2 separate regions of the Mus musculus genome follow, and region 2 is linked to region 1. A link is a loop called in an ENCODE intact Hi-C map of the cell type or tissue named here. Cell type or tissue: heart. All regions are shown on one strand. Links, peaks and the distances in the headings refer to the core of each region. The heading gives the core; the rest is flanking DNA. Region 1 has its middle 13 kb from the start of Gm25716. Region 2 overlaps Gm35307 (a long non-coding RNA gene).

Region 1 (12,409 bases), core at 1,859-9,858:
TGAGGGAGGGAAGAGGAACAGCAGGAGGAGGACAAACAAGGGAGAAGTATGTGTGAAAAAGTCAGAAGGAAACCCACTACTTGGTATATATAATTTTTAACAACAACAACAAAAGTCCTGGGCTGGAGATGTAGCTAAATTGGTCAAGTGTTCGCCTAGTGTGTGGGCTAGTTTTATGTTAACTTGACATAAGCCTAAGTCATTTGAAAGTAAGAAACCGCAATTGAGAAAAATGCCTCCATATGATGGGGGTCGGGGGCTATAGGCAAGCATGTAGGGCATTTTCTTTTCTTTTCTTTTTTTTTTTTTTGTTTTTTTTTGTTTTTTTTTGTTTTTTTTGTTTTTTTGAGACAGCGTTTCTCTGTATAGCCCTGGCTGTCCTGGAACTCACTTTGTAGACCAGGCTGGCCTCGAACTTAGAAATCCGCCTGCCTCTGCCTCCCAAATGCTGGGATTAAAGACGTGCACCACCACCACCCAGCATGTAGGGCATTTTCTTAATTAGTAACCGATGCAGGAGGGCCCAGAACATTGTGGGTGGTACCAACCTGGGGCTAGGGGTTAGGATTGTATAAGAAAGCAAGCTGAGCAAGCCACAGGGAGCAAGCCAGTAAGCAGCACCCCTCCATGGCTTCTGCATCAACTTCCTCCAGATTCCTGGCTTGTTTGGGTTGCTGTCCTGACTTCCTTTGGTGATGGACTATGATGTGGAAAGGTAAGCCAAAGAAACCCCTTCCTTCCCGCTTGCCTTTGGCCATGGTGTTTCACCTAGCGCATTCAAAGTCCTGGATTCGATCCTCCTTGACACACACCTCTCAGGAGGTTGAGGCAGGAAGATCAGAAAGTCACTCTCAGCTGCATAGACAGTTTGGGGCCAGTCTAGGATACACAAGACAGGAAGAAGGAGGAAGCAAGAAGGCTTGGCTTTTCCACCCCCACTTGCTATTATTAATACTCTAAACTTCTCTTGTAAACTCCTCCCATCCAGAAAGCATTGAGCAGATGTCTTCATACTTCATCTGAGAAGAGTCTGGGTGGCACCGTGACCTTGTATCTGTCTTGGCTCCACTAATCAATCCTCAGTGGTAATAATTAATACCTGGGCTGTAAAAGCAGTCTGCATGTTGAGGTGTGAGAATTATAAAACCTTGCTGAGAGACTGAAATGCAAAAAAAGGTTTATGATAATTGGTTGAATGTCGGCTTGCCACAGATTAGAGTCGCCGGAGTCTGGAACTGTCCTGGTTGCCTTATTGGTATGGGAAGACCCATCTCTAAATATGGGCATCACTTCCTGGCACAAGGAAGGTCACTGGCCTGGCTTGGCCTTCCGCACATGCTGGATGATAGACCCTACTGCTGTTGCCGAGTCTTCATGGATACCAGAACCAGCAGTTCCCGGCTTCTGTCATCGACTGAGCACCAGCGGCTCTCCAGGAATCCTGTAGGTGTGCAGGACCAGGTTGGATCTGCCAAGGCACCTAGCCTCAGGGACCGAGCATCACTATTGTAACACTAGCTGATTGACTAAATCATTTAATTCATGTAGACAATCGATGAACAGATTCACTGATTAATTTGCTTGGTTGATTCTTTTCTTCTAGAGAGCCCTAATACAAGGCTTGAAAAATAACCCCATGTGTTTTCTTATAACTTACAATTATAGCTGTGGTATAGTGGTGCATGCCTGCAGTTTCAGCTTCCTGGACGCAGACAAGAGTATCTCCAGAAGTTTGGGGTCAGCCTGTGCAACAGTGTGGAACATAGTTTCAAAAACAATGACAAAAATTATCATTAAAATACATGTGCCTGCTTTGGTTTTTTTTTTTAAATAAAAGCTCAAATTTGTCTCTAATGAGAAATAATGAATTAAAGAGAATAATTGTGCAAGGCCTCAAATAAGCATGCTAACTGCCATACTTCCCCAACTTTGAATGCCCTGAAGTAGTAGGCCTACCAGACATAGGTGGAAGAGGGTACTAGCATCTTCCACTCACTCTTACATGGAGAGTCTGCATCTCACCTGGATATCCCTGCAGACCCCAGACTTAGTACATTCCCCAGAATCATCATCTTTCCCCATAGGAAGCAGTCACACCCATTGGTTAATCCTTAGAAGTTAATAGTCTGATATATTATGCTTTGCTGTTGAATTTCCTTTAAAACTTGCTTTATTACACAGACTTGGCTGTAGTGGTAGGGTGCTGCCCTAGCGTGCCTGAAACCCTGGATTCAGCCCTAACCCCAAACTAAAATAGACAGAAGTGTAATGCTGAGAGGGGAAACTGGAAGAGCAAGAAGAAAACAATCTGGGTACTGGTGACCCATATCTGTGGTTTTAGCCACTCAAGAGGCTGAGGCAGCAGGATCGTTGGAGCCCAGTAGTTTGAGACCAGTTGGATAACATGGTAAGACCCTGTTTCAATGGAAGAAAGAAGGGGAGGGGCTGTAGAGAGGGTTCAACTGGTCAGAGAAGACCAGTATGACAAACTTGCTTTCAGCTTCCTAAAGATTTTTCTCTGTGTGTATTAACTTGACGAGTCTCTCTCCTTTTTCATTAGTTTTCCATTTTTCAAGCCACAGCTCTCCACATCCCACACAATATAATGGTGGGTAGTTTGAAAAGGCCTTCACTTTTGAGGAATCTGTGCCCATAGCAGAAGCTGGTTGGTTGTGGGGCAAGTGAACTGTGCCACCAGACACAAGAAGTGGTAAGGTTGAGTGACCTCAAACCCCATGAAGCTCAGAACTGAGGTGTGGAGCCAGGTCCTGCCAAACTCTACCTGCTTTGGAACATGTAAATGTCACCCCACTGAGAGGACCATGGCAGCCAGCCACGTAGCATTAAAAACCTGATGTTCTCCATGCTAATGAAGTCTCTAGATAGGCCCCTAGTGTTCAGCCAATGAGCTTCCCTTCCTGGACATTCCTTCCTGCAAAAGATATTTAATCCCTAGTTCACCCTGAGTAAGGCATATGCATTCATAGTCACCATCAAATAAAGCAGTTTGAACAAGCAAGGACTGTCCCTTCATCAAAGATCGCCATGGGGGGAGGCCTTTGGCATAAAGAACTGTGCTTAAATCTCCCAAGGAAGGCTTTCTCTTCTCTTCCAGCCCCTCCACACTCTGGGCACTCACTCGGAACCAAACCAGGTTCAGTCCCCATACAGGGCTCTGCCTTCCTCTTCCTGCTTGGTTCATGAAGGTCCTGAAGGGAAGTATGGACTGAGGATCCCCGTTCCAGACTCCCAGTGGTACAGCAGTGATGCCTGTGTACACAGGAGACGGGGAGCCACAGCAGCCATCCCAGACGCCTCTGCTTCCCACCCAGGAAAACATGGCTCCCCCCATTGCAAACTGTTTTGCCTCCCCTAAGTGGCATGCCAGCCGCTCTAGGCACCCCAGCAATGAGGCAGGATGCAGCCCAACAGTTGCTAGCAATCATCCTTGACTTTCGAAGCCAGTTTCCTCAGATGTTTGTGTGATTGGAGGAAGTAGACTGTTACTTGAAAGTATTAAATGGCCTCTTTCCAACTCTGGAAGAGAGGCTGCAGTGTGGCCATTGTGCTGCAGTTAGGTCCTGGTTCAATCCCTTCTCTCCCTGAAGCCGTACCTTGGCCACTTCTTGGAGCCTGTGTCTCTGTTACTTAAATGGCCCTGAGTGGGGTCTATAGTAATTTTTGTACACCCTTCCCAGGGCGTACTTGGAATTCTAGATTTGTGTGTAAAAGTCGTTTATCCGGAAGAAATCCGAGGGACACAGGGTGAGAGCACCCATGAATTAGGTCAAAGTCAACTTAAAAGTATACCTCCCAGCAAGGTGGTAACTAAGGCCGAGGCAGAGGAAGCTCCAGTCCAGAGCCAACTGGGCTACAATAACAGGACCATGCCTCCAAAACAGGAACATCAACAAAAACGTGGTCTTTCTACTCCAACAGCAAGGATTACACACAATATTAGATGCATCCCCAGGAACATAAAAGATCTGAAAGTCACTCAGTTGAAGGTGAGCTATGCACAAATAATAATAATAATAATGATGATGATGATGATGATGATCTGTGTTTCTTAGTCACTTTTCTCCCGGCATAACAGAACACCATGACCAAGGTAACTTATAAAGGAAGTTATAATATAGTTATATATAACTTATAGTTGGAGGCTCATGGTTCATGATCATCATGGTGGGAAACATAGTGGGAGGCAGGCAGGCAGGCAGGCAGGCAGGGATGGTGCTGGGGCAGTAGCTGAGAGCTTGCACCGTGGTCTATGTGAGGCAGAGAGAAGAAAGAACACACTGAGAATAGCCTGGACTTTTGAAAACTTAAAGGCAGTCAGTCCTCTTCCAACAAGCCCACATTCCTAATCCTTCAAACAGTTCCACCAACTGGGGACCAAGCATTCTCACGTGAGCCTAGGGGGGGCCACTCTCATTCAAACCACCACAAAGTAATTTCCAATCACGTGGATCTACTCATTACACTTGAGTAGCCCTTAACGTCATCACTTATCTTGTAGCTTATGCACTGCTCTGTTTTTATATTTTACTGATTGGACCGTGCAGCTGATTGACAGCAGTTTGTCTTTTTATTATTGTTTTTGGTTGGTTGGTTGGTTGGTTTGGTTTGGTTTTCCAGACAGGGCTTCTCTGTGTAGCCCTGGCTGTCCTGGAACCTACTCTATAGACCTGACTGGCCTTGAACTCAGGTATCTGCCTGTTTTTGCCTTTGGTATGCTGGGATTAATGGTATGTGCCACCACTGACTGGTGTGATAGCAGTTACCTGTAATAACATAGCTTTCTAGAAAACTCTCAGGGATCCCCAAATTTTCAAATATAATCTGCACTTGTCCCCACAACTGTCTTTGTTGATGAAACCTTTTGCTGAAAAGTCCATTAAAATTTAATTTGCCTCTCATTTCTTGCCTGTGGTCCTGTGTTAAGAATGAAAGTGAATTGACCTTTGACATTCTTGCCTGTGTTTTGGTTTAGAGGTGTGTGTGTGTGTGTGTGTGTGTGTGTGTGTGTGTGTGTGTGTGTGTGTGTGTGTAGCAAATTTCCTCCATGTGCCACTGTGTGCCCAGGTCAAGCAAGAGCTGTCTCCAGTAATTCTCTTCCCATCTAGGGAATAGCACACACCACAGATACATGAGTTCCTTGTTAACAGCGCCATCTGGTGGCCTCCGAATAACAAGACAGCGCAGTATGGCAACTTGTGGTTGTGCAGACCGTATTCTAATACAGTAAAGCAGTTGCTTCTTGTGGCCTCATCAGCTCCCTTTCCCTGGAGCCTCCTTCCCCAGCAGCCCTTTCCCAGACTGCCCCTCACCCACTCGGCACGTTGGCTCCAGAAAGTTCAAGCTGGTCCCGTTGGCTCTGGGCCCTTCTGCCTGTAGCCTCCTGGGCAGTAGGGAAAGCTGCTAGTAGCAGCCTGGGTGGAGAAACGTGAACTTAACCTCGTGGGTTTGTGCCCGGGGCCACCTTGAACCAGGCCTGGCTGGGATTCTAGTGCTAGAAGGCCCGTGATTTACTGTCTCCCTGGGCAGCAGGTGGCCAGGGTATTTTTAGCATCTGGAGTTTTTAGGGCAAGGCTGGGGGAGGGTAGAACAGTGAGCTCCGAGGACATCGGTTCTTTCAAGGTCTGAGTTCAAAAATCTCCAGACAATGGGCCCTTCCCCTAACACTCTTGGGTTTGGGTGTAGGGTGTCCATGATAAAAGCCACGCACGCCGCCGCCGTTCATTTGCCTTTTCCATTTGTTAGGCAGTAAGTGGAAGAGAGAATGGAGTGGATTTGGGATGCCAACTTGGCAGGCATTCAAGGAAAGCCTGACTGTTGTTAGTGCCCAGCGCAGATCTGTCCCTCTTCAAAGCACTTCTGTTCGCTGTATTGTCCAGCCCTCATTAATCCCATGAACCCCAAAGACGATTATCATATTCTACCAAAGAACTTGGCAAGGAAAGCTGAGAGGTCTGCCTGGTGCCATGGGTACGGGAGGGAGGATCTGCGGCTACACTGCCACAGAGCTAGATCCTAGCTGTGTGCTCAGTGAGACTGGATTGGAACCGCTCGCTCTGCAAGAGGATTGGAACCGCTCGCTCTGCAAGAGGCGTGCTCCCCTGCCTCTTAGCTTTCTCCGGAATGGTTGGTACAGCGCTTAACATGTGCTCCTGTGAGACTGAGCACGTTAAAAACCCTCCTTAGACTGGCTTTCCTGCTTCAGCTCAAGCAGTTATTTATGGAACAGGCCCTGAGTGTATTCTATCATCATTGTCTTCCAGAGAGGGGGACATCTCAGAACAACCATAAAGGGGTGAGGGGTCAGCGACTCTCTGTTCCAGCCAGGAGAGGACCAGGGGATAGTCCTAAATCCAGGAGAGAGAATCCTCAATTATGTGAGCCCCCTTCCCCTTGCCTGACCCTCTGGGTCCCTGCATTGCCCCCAGCTGGGTTCCCCCAACATAACCATACCTGAAGAATAACCACAAGTGACATCATTCATGGAAACTGGTGGTGATGGGACCAAGAGGGGACCCACCTCCCAGAGACTTTATGGGGTTCTGGCCCAGGGGAGTCACCTTCATCATCACTTCTGTGGGCACCAAGAGGCAGAAGCTAGGCCCAGGCAGGCACTTCCCACTCCTGCTGTGTAGCCCTGAAGTATAGACACACCAGCAAGACTGAGAAACTTCTGTGCCCTCCAAGGCACTCAAAGCTGAATGCACAGAACCCAGAGTCGAACACAGATGGGCCGGACATGTTTGTTAAGTTAAGAATTGAAACCCAGAGCCAGGCGTGGTGGCACACGCCTTTAATCCCAGCACTCGGGAGGCAGAGTCAGGTGGATTTCTGAGTTCGAGGCCAGCCTGGTCTACAAAGTGAGTTCCAGGACAGCCGGGGCTATACAGAGAAACCCTGTCTCAAAAAACCAAACCAAACCAAAAAAAAAAAAAAAAAAAGAGAGAGAGAGAGAGAGAGAGACTTGAAACCCAGGACTCAGTGGTAATCAAGAGGGACTCCAGAAAGCCCTGCAGGTTACAGACACTTATTTGACACCCTCCCTTCCTCCCAGAAGTGAATGAGCCCAGGGTTGAAGACAAGGGCATTTCTCAAAGAAGTTCCAGATGACAGCCAATGTATCCCAGCTGATAGCAACCTGTTGGCAAAATGCCATATAGTATAGGTAGTGCTTATGAAACAGCGGGCCTGATCCTGAAAGAGTTTACCTCTTCCTGCTCAGACCATAGGGAGAAAGCACGAGCCTGTGATCATGTGTTGAAGGCCCTGAAGGGTCCCATTGACTACCTTGCTCACTTTGTGTTCTCTACAAAATACCTGGGTGGCTTCTACATTTCTATCCAACGGATACACTCCAAAATAGCCAACGGACAAAGATCTTGAGTTCTTATGCCAGGGTAGGAAAATAAGGTTGAGGGGAAATATAAAGGGATGAGGATAAGGTTTTTTTTTGTTTTGTTTTGTTTTGTTTGCTTGTTTGTTTTTTGTTTTTCGAGACAAGGTTTCTCTGTGTAGCCCTGGCTGTCCTGGAACTCACTCTGTAGACCAGGCTTGGCCTCAAACTCAGAAATCTGCCTGCCTCTGCCTCCCAAGTGCTGGTATCAAAGGCATGCGCCACCACTGCCCGGCGAGGATAAGGTTTTAATTGTGGGATAATCAATAGGACAGTGAATTTTAGTAACATGGAGTGAAAGCATGCTGAGTTCACAGGGCTAGGACAGAAGTTGCTGGAACCCATTGGTGGAAAGCCAGCAGCCCTTCAGAGAGGGCCATGTTAGAGAGCAGAAAATGTGAACAGGGAAATCTGGGGGTCAGGCTGAGAGATGCTCAGCATTAGGAGAACACGCGGCTTTGGTTAAGCCACTTTCTGTGGGTGTGCTGAGGATCCACGAACACGTTCCCATGCTTCTGGGACAGGCACTTTACCCACTGAGCCATCTTGCCAGCCCCCTTTGGTAGCTTCTTTGAGGAGTCTGTCCTTTGAGGAGTCAGACAAGTGGGACTTCCCGCAACTGGATGGAGAAGTGTCAGTCCCAGGAAACCCCACTAGAGGCCCACAGAACCTGAAGGGAAAGCCCTGAAGGAAGGGAGTGGGAGACAGGCGCTTCATACCCCACACCGGCTCCTTTACAGCCATCCCCATCATTTCCAGGCTGGTGGAGGGCTCTGTGGGTTTAATCTTGGTTTGGGGTGGGTCTGTGAGCATCACAGTTCTGTGAGGTCTCTGGACCCCACCTCCCTGCTGGATGGCTGCGGATTTCACAGCCAGCTGTCTCTCTTTGTAGTCCTATACGATTCCCCTCATCTTGTCTCAAACCTCACAGTATTTGTTGGCGTTGAAGCCTGAATTAGACCCCAGCAGCTGGAGAGAGTGTTCGTGATTGGTGGTGAAGGCATCAGAATACAGATCTGGGGATGCAGCACCGAGGCTGGCAGAGCGCTTGCTCAGCACCGGAACTAAACAGTAGATTCCTTTCCTGCTAATGCCAGTCACCACGCCTCCGCTAGACAGTGCTGTCAGCTCTCCGGCGCAGTGTTCTGCTCGCTATGGAGTCTTGTGCGCATGCTCAACACTGCATCCTGTCCACCCCTGACTGCCAAGTCTTTCGGTGTCTATTTCCATCCTCCTATCAAAGGCTCTGATGGGTCCTGCAGTGGGGAAAAAAATCTTGCTAGAGCCTGGAACCTGCCTCCCAGTCACCCACATCCGTCAGGGCTGCTTTACAGGTTACACGGAACCAGGACACTGGCACCTCATGAGGGTGTCACCTGCTTTGACTTGTGGCTGCCCTCTACCCCAGATGGACTGACTCCTGCTGACATGGAACTTGAGCCCATCTCTTCCTGAGCCAGCCCAGTCTGGCCCGTCTGCTCAGCCTGTACCCACTCCACACCCCACACCGGCTGCCATTCAGTCCCCACTGGTTTGCTATGGCTGCAGGGAATCAGAGTCCCTTAAATGTCCACATTTACAGCCATCATCACTGTCACTCCGCAGAGGGATGCCCTGAGGCCCTGCTCACCTTACAGCTGAGGATCCCCCTCCCCCTCCCCTCCCATCCCCCACCCCCTGCACTGTGGCTCCTAGCTTGTTACTTGGAAGAACAAGAGTTAACTCTCATCCCTCCTGTAACAGACACTTTCTTTTTCCCCTTCTCCCAAAATAGGCATCTGGTTAAATGAGTACTTAGTGTTTATGTTCTTAGGACTATGCAAATGTTGTTTACAACTGAGCTATTTAGGGTAGTGGGGTTACATTTCTCTTTAGTACAGTCCCCCCCCCCCCAGGTTATAATTTCTCTCTTTTTTCCTGCTTAGTTTTCTACCTACTTATCAATAATGCCACTCCAAACTCTATTAAAACTGAAACCTTGGGGCTGGTGAGATGGCTCAGCGGGTAAATCCTAGCAACCGCGTGGTGACTCACAACTACTCATAATGAGATCTGACGCCCTCTTCTGGTGCGTCTGAAGACAGCTACAGTGATAATAATGAGCGAGTGAGGCCAACCTGAGAGAGCAGAGGTCCTAAATTCAATTCCCAACAACCAGATGAAGGCTCACAACTATCTGTACAGCTACAGTGTGTACTCATATACATAAAATAAATAAATCTTAAAAAACTAAATACCTGAAACCTTGGACGGAGGGAGGAGGCACTTTGGGGAAATGTCACCTGAGTTAGTTGCTCGCTCTGACTTACAACCGTATCTCTTGGGATACTGAGGCGGCAGGTGCTATAGAATGGGGAGGGCTGGGGAGACAGCTGGCTCTGTGGTTAGAGCTCTGGCTACTCATCTCACTCAGTATCCAGGTTCGGTTCCCAGCACCCACATGACAGCTCACAACTCCAGTCCCACAGGGCCTGGTGCTCTCTTGTAGCCTCTGTGGGTACAAGTCATGTGTGTATAAGTCCATACATTCAAGCAAATACACATTTTAAGATACTTTTAAAAAAAAGCCAAACTGAAAATTTTACAGGTATAAGTAAGTAAGTCGGTGTTTGATAGGCTAGAAGCCTTTGAGGAGACATTAGTCCTCCTGTTTGCATCCACACTGTACTTCGGGGCTCCAAGTAGGAGTGTTCTGGAGATGCATTGGCTTCTCTAGTGTTGACTTCCGTGTACTTGATCGTAAATCCACCTTGGCTTATTCTTTTGAGGAAGTACGAAAGCCTGTGACTGTTAATCTCAAAGATGGGAGGAGAAAGATCACTGACCAAATTAATTGGCCAAATTAATTAAAGCAAACAATTAATTAAAGTAAGGTTCTTTTTTGTTTATTATCATTATTATTATTATTATTATTATTATTATTATTATTTTAATTTGGGCTACCTCTCCTGTAAGGCAGAGTTCAAGAGGTCAGCTTTGGACATGAGGAAGACAAAGTTTTTATAGCTCAAAGGTAGAAGGTTTCCAAATGGGGTATTTAGAAATAGGCGGGGTTACAGGGGCAGAACATAAGCATGACACATCAGTCATAATAACCTCCTGAAACAAAGACGCGATTCCAAGGGGGGCATAAGGTCATGGCAGCCTTTTAAAACCACGATTGGATTGTAAGATGGCTGCACTTTTCTGAAACAAAGATATGGTTATCATTTTCTGGAACAGGCAGTACAGAACCATTTGTAATTAAGGTTGGGCATAGCCCAATCCTTGAGAAACAGAGATTTAATCATAAACTGGAATAAACCTAGTTTGTGTTTACTATAAGATAGCTTTTAAGCCTAAGATGGAGGCAGGGTGGGGCACGTTCGTTATCGTATTCCTTTCTGCTCTTTGACGCTGCCGAGGAAGCATGGCTGAAGGCTCTCGTAACCCTGCCATCATGTCTAAATCAGAGGCTCCCAAGGAGCCAGAACAGCTCGGAAGCTCTTCATTGGAGGGCTGAGCTTCGAAACAACCGACCAGAGTCTGAGGAGCCATTTTGAGCAATGGGGAACACTAACCGACTGTGTGGTAACGAGAGATCCAAACACCAAGAGATCCAGGGGTTTTGGGTTTGTCACATACGCCACTGTGGAAGAAGTGGATGCTGCCATGAATGCAAGACCACACAAGGTGGATGGAAGAGTTGTGGAACCCAAGAGAGCTGTCTCAAGAGAAGATTCGCAGCGACCAGGTGCCCACTTAACTGTGAAAAAGATCTTTGCTGGTGGTATTAAAGAAGACACTGAAGAACATCACCTACGAGATTATTTTGAGCAGTATGGGAAGATTGAAGTGATAGAAATTATGACTGACAGAGGCAGTGGGAAAAAGAGGGGCTTTGCTTTTGTTACCTTTGATGACCATGACTCTGTGGATAAGATTGTTATTCAGAAATGCCATACTGTGAATGGCCACAACTGTGAAGTAAGAAAGGCCCTGTCAAAGCAAGAGGTGGCTAGTGCTTCATCCAGCCAGAGAGGTCCCAGTGGTTCTGGAAACTTGGGTGGTGGTCGTGGAAGCGATTTTGGTGACAATGACAATTTTGGTTGAGGAGGGAACTTTAGTGGTCGTGGTGGCTTTGGTGGCAGCCATGGTGGTGGTGGATATGGTGGCAGTGGGGATGGCTATAATAGATTTGGCAATGATGGAAGCAGTTTTGGAGGTGATAGAAGCTACAATGATTTTGGCAATTACAACAATCAGTCTTCAAATTTTGGGCCGATGAAGGGAGGAAACTTTGGAGGCAGGAGCTCTGGCCCTTATGGTGGTGGAGGTCAGTACTTTGCTAAACCATGGAACCAAGGTGGCTATGGAGGTTCCAGCAGCAGCAGTAGCTATGGCAGTGGCAGGAGGTTCCAATTACATACAGCCAGGAAACAAAGCTTAGCAGGAGAGGAGAGCCAGAGAAGTGACAGGGAAGCTACAGGTTACAACAGATTTGTGACCTCAGCCAAGCACAGTGGTGGCAGGGCCTAGCTGCTACAAAGAAGACATGTTTTAGACAATACTCATGTGTGTGGGCAAAAACTCCAGTCACTATTTGTGACTAATTGCATAACAGGTTCTTTTACTTTCTGTTCTGTGGAAAGTGTAAAGCATTCCAACAAAAGGTTTTACTGTAGACCTTTTTCACCCATGCTGTTGATTGCTAAATGTAATAGTCTGATCATGACGCTGAATAAATGAATAAATGTGTCTTTAAAAAAAAAAAGATGGAGGCAGGCTGACCGTTCACATCTGAAAACGATCACTGTTCTGTCACCAAAGTGGGTTTATAGTTTGATTGGATATGAGATTGTTGTTTGGAAATAATTCTCCTTAGGCTGTGTATATGTGTTCTTGGGTGTGTTCTTATTTTGAAGTGATTTTAGACTCACAGAGGAGGAGTCAAGCCATGTAGAGTTCTACCCTATGGCTTTACCCTTTTCCGCTCCATGTTGGCATCTCATATAGGCA
Region 2 (12,409 bases), core at 2,157-10,156, 710 kb before region 1:
ACATTAGCATGAGCTATTTTTTAATATTATTATTTTTATTAGGTATTTTGTTCATTTACGTTTCCAATGCTATCCCAAAAGTCCCCCATACCCTCCCCCTCCCACTCCCCTACCCACCCACTCTCACTTCTTGGCCCTGGTGTTCCCCTGTACTGAGGCAGATAAAGTTTGCAAGACCAATGGGCCTCTCTTTCCACTGATGGCCAACTAGGCCATCTTCTGATACATATGCAGCTAGAGACACGAGCTCCGGGGGTACTGGTTAGTTCATATTGATGTTCCACCTATAGGGTTGCAGATCTCTTTGGCTCCTTGGGTACTTTCTCTAGCTCCTCCATTGGGGGCCCTGTGATCCATCCCATAATCAGCCTCCAAACACTGACACCATTGCATACACTAGCAAGATTTTGCTGAAAGGACCCTGATATAGCTGTCTCTTATGAGGCTATGCCGGGGCCTAGCAAACACAGAAGTGGATGCTCACAGTCAGCTATTGGATGGGACACAGGGCCCCCAATGGAGCTATTTTTTTGAACTACAACAATTCTCCTTTCCTAGCAATTCTTTTCTTTCTCAGTTTTGCCCTTTCTTACTGACAATCATCCCAGCTAAGCTGCATAAACCATTCCACTCAAATCCTACATACTATGAATTTCTATCATAGGGAATTTTAGGGCTTAGCTCCCACACACTATAGCCAGGGAATCTTAGGGCTCTTTCGAAGTTTAAATGAGAACAAAATGAAAATCTCTTGGATTGGTGCACATAGTGAAGGAGCCATAATCATTAGTTTCATTATTGTGATTATTTTTAAATACATCACTACTGGTTGTAGTATTGCCTCGCGTTACGAAGATCCTTGAGTTTTTAAGAGTGAAGTGACTTTGTGTACTAATCCCTCAACCATGCCAATGGGCTTCTGCTAGTAAAAAACCAATGAACACTACTCTGAAAAATTTAATGTTAGATTTTTTTTCCTATGAAATTGCTGTATATTTTGAGCAATCCAGGTACCACCATTACCTTCCAAAGCTACAGGCTATTCAGCTAAATATAAATTTTAGATGAACAAAATTTCATCAGAGTATATGTATTGTTCATGCAAACACTAAAGTTGTTGTTTATATGAAATTCAGTTTATGCAGTTGACTTGAATTTTATTTTGCTAGCCCTGAATTCCTTTCAAAGCCTTGGCCTCTTGGTCACAGACACAGTAGCTATCTTGAATATGGTGACTTCAATTGTTCACCCGAATAGACAATGGCTGACATTAAAAAAAAAATTCTTGTAGGTGTGTTTCTGAGAGCATTTCCATAAAGGGTCAAGGAGACCCATCCTGAGTGGACAGCACCATTCAACATATTAGGGGTGGTACCCAGGTGGAATAAAAGAGGAGTAAGAAGGAGGACAACTAATGTGCATCTTCCCTCTTTCTGCTTCCTGACCACACACTCCTGCCACCATGATAGTCTGCCTCACTTCACACCCAAAGCAATGGGTTCCAACTGTCCAGAGGCTGAAAGCTTGGAAATCCATGACCTGAAACAAAACCTTCTCCTTTAAGTTCATTTCTCTTACTTATATGCCAGTGACAAAAATATTAGTCAGTGTTTCCATAACCTCACAAAACACTTGCTAAAAGACACTTATCAATAAAAGGTTAATATTCTGCAGCTACCTTCACTGGGCAGGGGAAGGGGATACAGCAAATCCTATTTTCTCCTAGAAGTTTGCATTATACATTAAATGCCACTAAAATCTTGGGGGTGGGGTGGGGCGGTTAATTTTGTTTATCTGTGTTCACAATGTCTGTGTACAGAAACTATCCCTTTTTATCTATTAAAACCCTTTCTGAGACTTACATGCTGTCTGCAAAGAAATACTTCAAATTCAAAAGTATTGAAAGCTGAATAAAAAGGACTGGAAAAGACCCTCAATGCAAACTTTACTTATAGTAAATTTTACCCATAGTAAACTTAAAGATTAAAAAAAAAGTAAAAATTTTATGACAAATCACCAGAGAACATTTAGAAGATAATCCAAGTTTTAAAAGGTATACAATATTAAAATAAAGGCTAATTCTTCAACAACCATGACATTTATTAACACATGTAGTTAATAACAGAATCCCAAACCATAAACCCAAACCAGCCCTGAAGTGGGACATTTTAACATTGATTACTAATAGCTGGTGATTTTAATATCTGATTTCAATAACAGACAGATAAACTGGCCAGAAGGCAAACAAGAAAACAAACACTTGAATAAACTATAAAGCTAAGCGACCCTACCAGGTATTTGTAGAGCACATATGTAACACATGTAAAACACATGTAATAGCACAGCATGTTCTTAAATGCACATTGGGTGTTATCCAGGGTGCACCATATATTAGGCTAAAATACTGTGGAGTTTTTATTATTCTACAGTTATTTATCGCTGTGTGTCTGCTTTTGTGTCAAAGTGTGTGTGTAAATCAGAGCACACTTGAAAAAGCTGATCATCTAAGGTTAAAAATAACAAAATTATATCACATGTGTTCTCCAACCACAATGGAATGACATTAGTAATCAACAGCAAGAGGATACTTAAAAAAAAATCACAAATATGTGAAAATTCAGCAACACAATCTTAAATAATGAGTGAATCAAAGGAGAAATCACAGGGTAAGTCAGATATGCCATGAGATGAGTGAAAATAAAACATCAAAGGCTGGGGTGAATTTCAGGGGCAAAGTATTTGCTGAGCACAAAAGAATCAGAGTTCAATGCCCATTCAGAGAAAAAGAGAGAAAGAGGAAGAGACAGAGGCAAAGAGACAGAGACAGACAGACAGACAGACAGACACAGAAACAGAGACAGACAGAGAGATAAAGAGACAGAGACACAGAAACACACAGCCACAGAGACACATAGAGAGACAGAGACAGAGACACAGAGACATACAGAAAGAGAAAGAGACACAAAGACATACAGAGACAGACATACAGAGAAATAAAGAGACAGAGACACAGAGATAGAAACAGTCACAGAGACACACACAGAAACAGAGACACAGAGACAGAAAGAGGGATAGATACAGACAGAGACAGAGAGAGGGAGGGAGGTGTACACAAAATACCAGAACATTTATGGAGGATAATAGTAAGAAATGACTGTAAAAATATCCTTTTGGAAATTACATCAATTTTGAAAAAGATCTTAAATAAAAATAAGTAAATTTTATACTAGAAAACACACACACTCACATAAAACTGAACACAAATTCAATTAATAAAAAACAGAATCAGCGGGGGAGTGGTGACACACGCCTTTAATCTCAGCACTTGGGAGGCAGAGACAGGAGGATTTCTGGGTTTGAGGCCAGCCTGGTCTACAGAGTGAGTTCCAGGACAGCCAGGGATACAAAGAGAAACCCTGTCTCGGGAAAAAACAAAAAACAAACAAACAAACAAAAAATTCAGAATGAAAAAAATAATGAATGATAAAGGAAAATAGAGGAAGCGGGGACGATAGGGACAGTCAGTGACAGTGAAACTGAGTCTTTACACAGATCAGGAAAAATGACAATTCTGCCCTAAAATGGTTAAGAAAAGAGAGAAACAAAACCAGTACTAAAATTAGGGATAAGAAAGAGAGATTACTACTAACCTCAAAGAAATGATAAACTCTTACATGAACAAGAAAATGGGATGCAGTAATGTTTTGAACAGTTGGTGGTAAACATTCTTAGCTCCTAAATGGACTCAGGAAGAAATAAAAATCTGAATGAACCATACAAGTAAGAGACCAGGTTAGGAAGAAAAGGAAAAAAGAAACCCAACCAGATGGCTTCACACATAAATCCTATCAAGTGTCTTAACAATTAGGACCAATCATTTAGAAATTTTTCAGGGGAAAAAAAACAAAACAAAACAAGCTGTCATATAAGAGTAGTGACATTGGGTATTAAAACCAGTCAAAGACATCTCAAAAAAAGTACAAATCAATAATTCTTATAACTATATTAAAATTAACAAAGCTAGTAGCACAATTCAGTGTACAATCTTTTTAAAGAGTTACAAAAAAAAATCCATTATCCCTGATCAACTAAAATTTACTCTTGGAATGCAAGGTTGGTTTAACATACTAAGAATGATGAATGCTATATACTATATGTCATGGTTTGAATGAGAATGTGCCCCATAGGCTCATGTATTTGAATTCTTAGTCCCCAGTTGGTGGAACTGTTTGGCAAGGATTCAGAGGTGTGGCCTTGTTAGAGAGGTGTGTCACTGTGTTTGGGCTTTGGGGTTTTAAAGCCTCGGGCATTTCCAGCTAGCTCCTACTCACCTCTCTCTCTCTCTCTCTCTCTCTCTCTCTCTCTCTCTCTCTCTCTCTCTCTCTCTCTCTCTCTTTGTCTCAGGCTTGTGGATGGGGTGCAAGCTCTCAGCTACTATCCCAGTGCAATGGCTGCTGCCTGTTGCCATGTTCCCCACTGTGATGGCCATGGACTCTCTCTCTCTCTGAAACCATGAGCCCACAGATTAAATGCTTTCTTCTGTAAGTCTTGGTCATGATGTTTTGTCACAACAATAGAACAGAAACTAAGACACCACATTCATAGACAGAAGGAAAGAGTCCATGCAATAGATACATGAAGCATCTGATTACATCCACAATACAAATTATTCTTGTTAAAATATCCAATACATTAGAATGGAAGGGAACTCTCTCATTCTGGTTTACACCAAATAAATATAAGCAGTTACTATTATGCTTCATAGGGCTGGAGAGATGGCTCAGTAGCTAAGAGTTCTGGCTACTCTTCCTGGGACCTGTGTTTGATTCCCAGGATCCACATTTTGGCTCCCAACTGTCTGTAACTCCAGGCCCAGGGGAGCCAATGCATTCTATGAGTATTCCATCCACTGATGCACATGCACAATGCAGACAGAACACCAGTACACATAAAATAAAGTAAAGGAGAAAATGTAACATTATGTTTGATGCTAGAAGTTGAAAACCGTCTCCCTTCGACTGGAAAATAGTTCTGGAGGTTTGACTCACAGCAATAGTGGAGAAAACTATATTTTAAAACACCACACTAGAAATGAAGCAATACGTGTATCTGTGTTTGCTTAATTTGAAATAGGAAATGCTAAAGAAACCACAAAACTCTATTATGGTCAAAAGCTGTTTCAGTAGCCTTATGGCTGCAGAGACTGTGCAGAGAAGAATTTACAGTTTTCTATACCAGCAATGCATACTCAGGAAATAACATTAAGAACATTTTATTTATATGATCATTTAATAAGAACTTAGAAATAGATTTAACATGGTAACTTATATACAAGGAAATTGCAAAACACCACTCAGAGAAAGAGCATAAATAATGTTAGCTTGTCTGTCCTCACAGACTTGGGATTCCATGTTATAACTCTGTGTCCATAGATCCTTCCTTGTTCTTTTACCAAAATCTCAGCTGCCTTTTCACATAAAAGTTTCAGACAGTCCAAAGGTTGAGTTGGAAATTTGCCAGTCATTTTGGTCACCAGATAGGATTGAGATGCAGAATGCACGCACTTATTTTTAATAAAGAGATGGAGGCAATTCAGTAAGGGCAATGCCATGCTTACAGAGAGATGGTGCTGAAAGAGTAGAACATACTTGAAGGTGAGACTCCCTCTCACCATGGTCAAATGCTAAAATGAGATAGTCCCAGAGTGCATGTGGACCTAAAGGTAAGAACTGAAGCCATGAGATGCCGAAGGCATCACAGCTGGAAAATGTCGTGTCCTGCGACTCAGCCAATGAGTTCTTAGATGTGATACCAAAAGCATAAGCAACAAAAGAGACTGAGATATTTGGACTTGATTAATAATTAAAAGATATTTTGTTTTAAAAATATTTCAAAATAATAAAAATAATCATAGGATATTTAAAAAAATCTATAAATCACATACCTGGCAGGAGTCTAGCATTGGATATGGAGGGAAAATGACTGCAATTCAACCATAAAGAGACAAATTTCCTAATTAAAAAGAGACAGGGGGTATAAATAAACATTTCTCCAAAGAAAATGTGCAAATGGCCAAAAAGCACCTACAAGAAACCCATAGTCATTAGCAAATGCAAATCAAACCACAGAAAGATTCCACTTGATGCAGGATGATGTAGTCACTCTGGAATAGTTGGGCAGTTCCCTCTCTGGTGACTGGCAGTGAGTACGCGCTCTCCTTCAGGAGTGATAAAAAGACTTGGTTCTCCGAATGTTAAATATCGAGTAACAATATGCATTAGCATTTCACTGAAGGGAATTTAAGATGCAAGATAAAAAGTGTACGCATGAATATTCATCACAGCATTAATTAAAATAGCTAAAAGGTAAACAGAATCTAAATGCCTATTAACTAGTGAATAAATAGGCTGCAGTGATGTATTTAGACAGCGGAATATTATTCAGTGGTAAAAAGAACAAAGTTCAGCTGCAGCACGGGCGAGCCTTGAAGACTGTAAGACAGGGAGGAAAGCCAGATGCAACAGGCAGGCTCACAATCGCTCCATTTTATAGAATGTCTGAAGCTGGCAAGCTCATGCCTGAATGCCATGCACTGTTTACCAGGGGCGGGGGAGGGCTGAGGGGGACTGGTGGCTAATGGTACAGGCTTCTGCTTGGAGTGGTGAAAATGTCTCGGAATCTGACAAGCCATGGGAGTGATCCTTTCAAATAAATGATCAGTGTGCAAGAATTATATCTCCACTAATAACGACCTATCATTACAAATACGCAAATTAAAAGATCTTGCACTCAAGGTTAATGAGACATGGAGAATGCCACTAGGCCAAAGATTAGAGTCTTCCAGAAAACAAAGGGAATCACAATTAGGGACTATCAAAGCCAAGCCCTCATGTTTCCCAAGTGAACAGCAGGGGGAGCCCTCGGTAGCAGAGAGAACTGCAAAACTAATATTTATGATAATAAAGCTAATAGCTTTTGTTCATAAAAAAAACTGAAACAAAAAGCAAATAAGGTTACAAACCCCACTAACAAACTCACTATCCTGGCAACCACTTGTCGATCCATTTGTGCCAATCTCTGCATGGGTGGCACATACCCATGGGTGGACATATGCAGGCATACATGAAGAGCCCAAGCCATGTGGCTTTGAAGCCTCTTTGGTTTCATTTCATATTAACTTTATATTTCTTTAAAATTTTTGAATATCCTTGGGAGTGTAATTTTCTGCAATCTGTAACTGTACTGTAATTCTTTAAACACGTTTTGATACATTTTTAGTTATAAATAACACTACAATAAAGTGCTTGTACCAAAACCCTTAAATATCGTTTTCTTAAAAAAAAACAAACAAACAAACAAACAAACAAAAAAAACAAAACAAAACAAAAAAAACTTCCCTCAGGATAGATTCATTGCAGAGGAATTATGAGGTGAGCCTGCATTTACAACTTTAAGATTTTGGATATGTAACCATATTTCAGCCCTAAAATCTCACATTTCCTCTTGAGGTACATGAGAGTTTCCTCATTCCTGGCTCTAAACAGTTGTGTGTGTGTGTGTGTGTGTGTGTGTGTGTGTGTGTGTCTGTGTCTGTGTCTGTGTCTGTATTGTGCATTTCTGTGTGAAAATGTGTGTACATGTCCTTGTATGTGTGTCTGGGTGTATATATGCCTCTGTGTATGTCTGTGTGTGTATATGTGTCACTGTGTGTGTTTGTGTATTTGTGAACATGTCCCCATGTGTGTCTTTATATAGATACCTGTGTGTGTACATGTCCATGTGTGTCTGTGTGCATATGTTCCTGTGTGTGTGAGTGTGAACGTGTCTGTGTGTGTATCTGTGTATGTGCATGCCTATGTGTGTACATGTGTACTGTGCATGTAGCTATACATGTATATGGAGTCCAGGAAAGGGTGTTGGGTGTCCTCTGATATCACCCTTGGCATAGTCTTTTGAGGCAGGGTCGCCCCCAGCAGCCCCTGTTTCCTCAGCTTTGCAGAGCTGGGGTTACAGCCAGCATAGACTCCAACTGTTCCTAGGTCCTGGTGCAATACTGTGGTCCTCACCATTGCACCGAGAACATCTTAACCACTGAGCCTTTTGTATAGCTGCTGCTTATCTGACCCTCTACCTAAACATATAATTATTGGATTTTTCCCTACCTTTAAATTATGCCCTAATTGTATAGATGTGATCTTCTTCCCATTATATTTTAAACAAACACTGGACTTTATTTTTCAGTGCTTGTTGTCTAATTTTTCCACTTATACAATTTATTTCTTGTAAATAACAGCAATTTTTGTTTAAGATATTAATATTCTAGTTACTGATCCCTGGAAGCTCTCTAAGTGAACCATGTGTTGCCTTCAATGTTGCACTCTTCCTTTGGGTACTTTTTGCCGCATGATTTTTTTTTTAAGTTTGACATATAAATGGTTTTAATTTTGGTATAAAACTTATCTGTCTTCTTTCATAAATCTTTCCCCATTTTCTCTTAAAAACCTATTCAACATGAAGAATTGATGAAACTTCATCATAATTTTCTCTTCTCTCAGCTTTTAAATTTTAATTATTTGATTCATCAAGAATTTATTTGGGGATATGATTTGAACCCCTTTCTATCCTCAAAAAAAAAAAAAGGAATTATGCCAGCACTACTCATCAGAGTAAACTTCAGCTTCATCCAGCAGTCTGAAGTTGCTTTATTATAATAAATGTTGACATACATTTGAGTGTGCTGAGGGACTTGACTCTCTTCTATTGATTGTTGCTCTGGGACTTTTCTGTTAAAGCATTATTAAGAGCTTTTTGTCTTTTTGTTTTTGTTTTTTGCTTTAAGTCTTTATCTCTTTCTTGGTTACTTTCATTTATCCATGCTTCCAGATCAACTTCACAGTCACATTTCCATGAGAATATATCATTTTTCTTATTTTGATTAGGATAATATTGATCACACTTAGTTTGAAAAAATGAAAATTGCCAACTTATTCAATTTCGTCTTTGCTCAATTAACTACAATTTTCTTGCTATATTGAGGTGGGGGGGCTGGCATTTTTAACATTTGTGTCCATGTTTGTTGTGAATTTTTTTGGTTGTCTTTTTTTCTTGGTGGCTTTCTCTCTTTCTCACTAGTGTAGAAACTCCTTTGGCCTTGTCCAAGTGTTAGCCATGTGTAGATACTGCTTCTACTCAAAGTCCAGGAACCAAGGTGTTCTCTTAAAGGATCAGCTCATCTCCTGGGTTTTCTACGTAGACAACCCGTCGGAAACTTCTAACTTTTCTCTACAGCCATGACTTTGGGACCCCAAAGTCAATGTCTGATATTCAGCCTCTTCATGAGCCTGATTATAAAATTAAATAAATAGAAAATATAGGTTGGCTAAATGGCTGAGTGGGTAAAGGTGCGCTTGGTGCAAGCCTGCTGACCTGTGTTTGATCCCTAGGGAGAAGGGTGAAGGACGGGCCAACTGTACAGAGCATTCTCTGACATGCATACGTGCCTTGTGGTATGTGTGTGCTCACCAACATGCACAATAATAATAATAAACAAAATAAAGTGAAAGTAAAGTGACCAAATCAGCAAAGACACTTCTGGAAACTACAGATGCTGCCCACCCGCAACACCCTGCTTTCTACACACTCTGAGGGGGCTGGGACTTACCATGAGATTGTTTTTGACTTAACAAAAACTGAAGTCTAGTATTTTAGAAGAGGTGTTAGTGGCTCAGAGCAGCAGGCCCTGGCATTGAAAGCCTGCTAAGCTCCAATCTTTTTTCCTCACTCAGCTACTGGAGTTGTAATCTGGTACGCAGTGAATCCATCCTTTCTGGGTGTACTCTCTCACGAATTTTTACAAGCATTCTGTCGCGAGCATGCTGTGTGTGATGTCTATTCTTGGTTGTCAACTTGACTGCATCTGGAATCAACTAAAGCTCAGTGGCCTGGGCACACTTATGAAGGACAGTTTTCTTAATCGAATCATTTGAGGTGGGAAGACTGACTTTCAATCTAGATTTTCTGCGGTGGGAAGATCTATTTTTAATCTCGGCCACACAATCTGATAGCAGACTGTACAAGGGACATGGAAGAAGGAAGATGGAATCTCTCTTTGGCTCTCTTTGCCTGCCTGTTCTCACTCTCTGGCAAGTCCAATCTTTCACTGGCAATAAAGCCCACTTCTGGATTTTGTCATACACTGAAGACTCACTGAGACATAGAACTTCCAAGACTAAGCAACTACTAGATTCTTGGGCTTTCTGTTAATAGTCAGCCATTATTAGACTAGCTGAACCACTAATATATATAATATATTTATAATTTATAATTAATATATTTTAATAAATCTCTTTTCTATATCTATCTGTCTGTCTATCTATCTATCTATCTATCTATCTATCTATCTATCTATCTATCTATCTATCAGCTCTGTTCCTCTAGAGAACCCTAACTTATAATATACTATGTGAGAAACATAAGCATATTTATACCGTCCCATGGTGTAAATAACAATAAACTCATAGTCTAGAGATTTTCATTGGTTGCAACTTGCGAAAAGAATCCTGTTGCCCTTAACTGGCAAACACAAGTTACTTTATTTCCATCTTAATTACAACTGTGAACTCTTCAGTCACACATCACACAGCAAATGCAATGACATACAATACATGTAGGTCACAGGATATCTGCAAAGCCTTAAATATAGTATAGCAGAGTCCAAGTTGCTCCAAAGAGGCTTTCCTGCAGGGCAGGCAGAAGGCTGGCATGGACACTGTAGGAATCAAGTGCTGAGCTTGTTGAGGGGCTGCCAGGGGGTGGCTGGAGACTCAGACAGCAAGCCCAGAGTTGAGCAGAGTCAAGTGAGCTGCCCAGCTGAGGTCCGGGACAATGGAAGACAGAGAAGAAAAAAGTAAGCCTGGGTTCACACGGATGAACAAACAGGCTGATGGCAATTCATATAGGCTAGGTCAGAAGCTTGGGGACCACAATAAGCTGAAGCCCCTAGGGTAGTAGGGAGTTCTTTGCCAGTCAGACCTTGGATGCACACACTAGATTACAAGTCAAAAGGGGCTGTCAACAGTGTAGTGTTAGATGCCCTGTTTTGAATGGGGTCCAGGTAATGACGTTGAGCTGTCCGCACCCTGGCGTGTTTAGTCAGTCAGTTCTCAGGCTTTATTTTCCTGATATGATTCTGGTCTGCTTATATGTCCCTCCTTTTAAAAATCTTAAAACATTCTTACTTGTCCTCATAGGTGGTGTGGAACAGGATTGCCACCAAAGTGCCAAGTCATCTCTCCTCTGTGTCTGCCCTCAAGGTGGAGTCACATGCTATTGTAAAAAGTGGAGTCATCCAGGACAGCACACAGCCCAGGAAAGCCATTGTGTTAGACAATATGGTGTACTTGGAGCAGGGTGCAGTCTGACCCAGCATGCATAGTCAGGTACCCATCACAACCCCCAAGAGAGATGGCGTCTAACACTTGAGAAATTCTCTCCGCTCTGCAAGGTCCCCTCTTTCATCCTGAAACACTTGCCAATCCCAGAGCCATTTGATGTTTTGCCTAATCTATCTTTCTCAAGTTTCCAACAGGAACCAAACTGGCCCTCAACAACAGCCACCCAGTCTGCTGTGTATGTTCAAGGCCACCTTTCCTCAGCTAACAAAGAGCAGATCTCCTTGTCAGCAGATAAAAAGTCAGCCCCACCCAAGAAATTCTTCCCCTTATTCTGGCTGCAGAGACCTACATGCCCGGACTAGCCTACTGTAGGGATAGCTGAGCTAGCAGGAAGAAGTTCTCCTAACATGGCCAGGTTGTTCATTGCCTGCCTGTTCACTATCTATCTCAGCTTCCTACCATCATCCCTGCTCTCTCTCTCTCTCTCTCTCTCTCTCTCTCTCTCTCTCTCTCTCTCTCTCTCTCTCTCTCTTTCTGTGTCTGCCTGTGTGTTGCAGAGTCTAAATGTATTTTACATATCTACACGCCCACAATGTAGAATTGCATGAACGAGAACGTTTGGAGAAACAATCCCTTCTAAACTTTTTTGTTCTCTCCCCAGACTGCTGGATGGCCAGAGCCTGTAGTCTGCTGGTGAGGCCTGAGAAGCCATCAGTCTCATGAGTTAAAATGCAGTATCAATATCCGGGAAAGGCTGGAACTGAGACCAATTTCAAGAAATGGTTGTGTTGTCAAAGAAACACACCTTTGTGCAACCGTGCGGGAGCCCCAACCGTGATCGCTTTTGTCCTGTCTTCGGAGGCTACTTTCTCTCAGAACTGCCCGCTGCTCTGTACTGAGCTGTTCTCTCACTTTCCTTAAACATCACCGTGAGGAAACCTGTCCCAGGCTTTCAGTTACTCTGTCGTAGTGTTGTCTGTGAACATAAGAGCATAAAGAGGGATACATTGCCTAAC

Evidence for each region. A loop is a pair of places that touch in the nucleus more often than their neighbours do. Peaks named below come from ENCODE experiments on the same cell type or tissue, not always from the same donor. Only the 100,000 strongest peaks of a DNase experiment are listed, where the experiment ranks them.
Region 2: it touches region 1 in a loop (2.6-fold over the local background); 4 of 42 quality-filtered maps call a loop at or near these places.

What each region holds. Positions count from the first base shown.
Region 1 is chr14:61,324,252-61,336,660 of GRCm38, reverse strand. It overlaps the pseudogene Gm5461. Among named protein-coding and RNA genes, the nearest start is that of Gm25716, 13 kb to the left of the region's middle. In heart, for the core only: CTCF peaks have their summits at 5,213 (motif pointing left), 8,526 and 9,487 (motif pointing left); DNase peaks (open chromatin) are centred at 5,460 and 8,640; H3K4me3 peaks cover 1,537 bases; H3K27ac peaks cover 371 bases.
Region 2 is chr14:62,037,016-62,049,424 of GRCm38, reverse strand. Gm35307 (a long non-coding RNA gene) reads right to left here. Exons shown (of 3, transcript XR_383481.2): 2 at 12,199-12,369; 3 at 10,498-10,869. Among named protein-coding and RNA genes, the nearest start is that of Gm35307, 8.4 kb to the right of the region's middle. In heart, for the core only: a CTCF peak has its summit at 6,915 (motif pointing right); no DNase peak of the experiment used is centred there.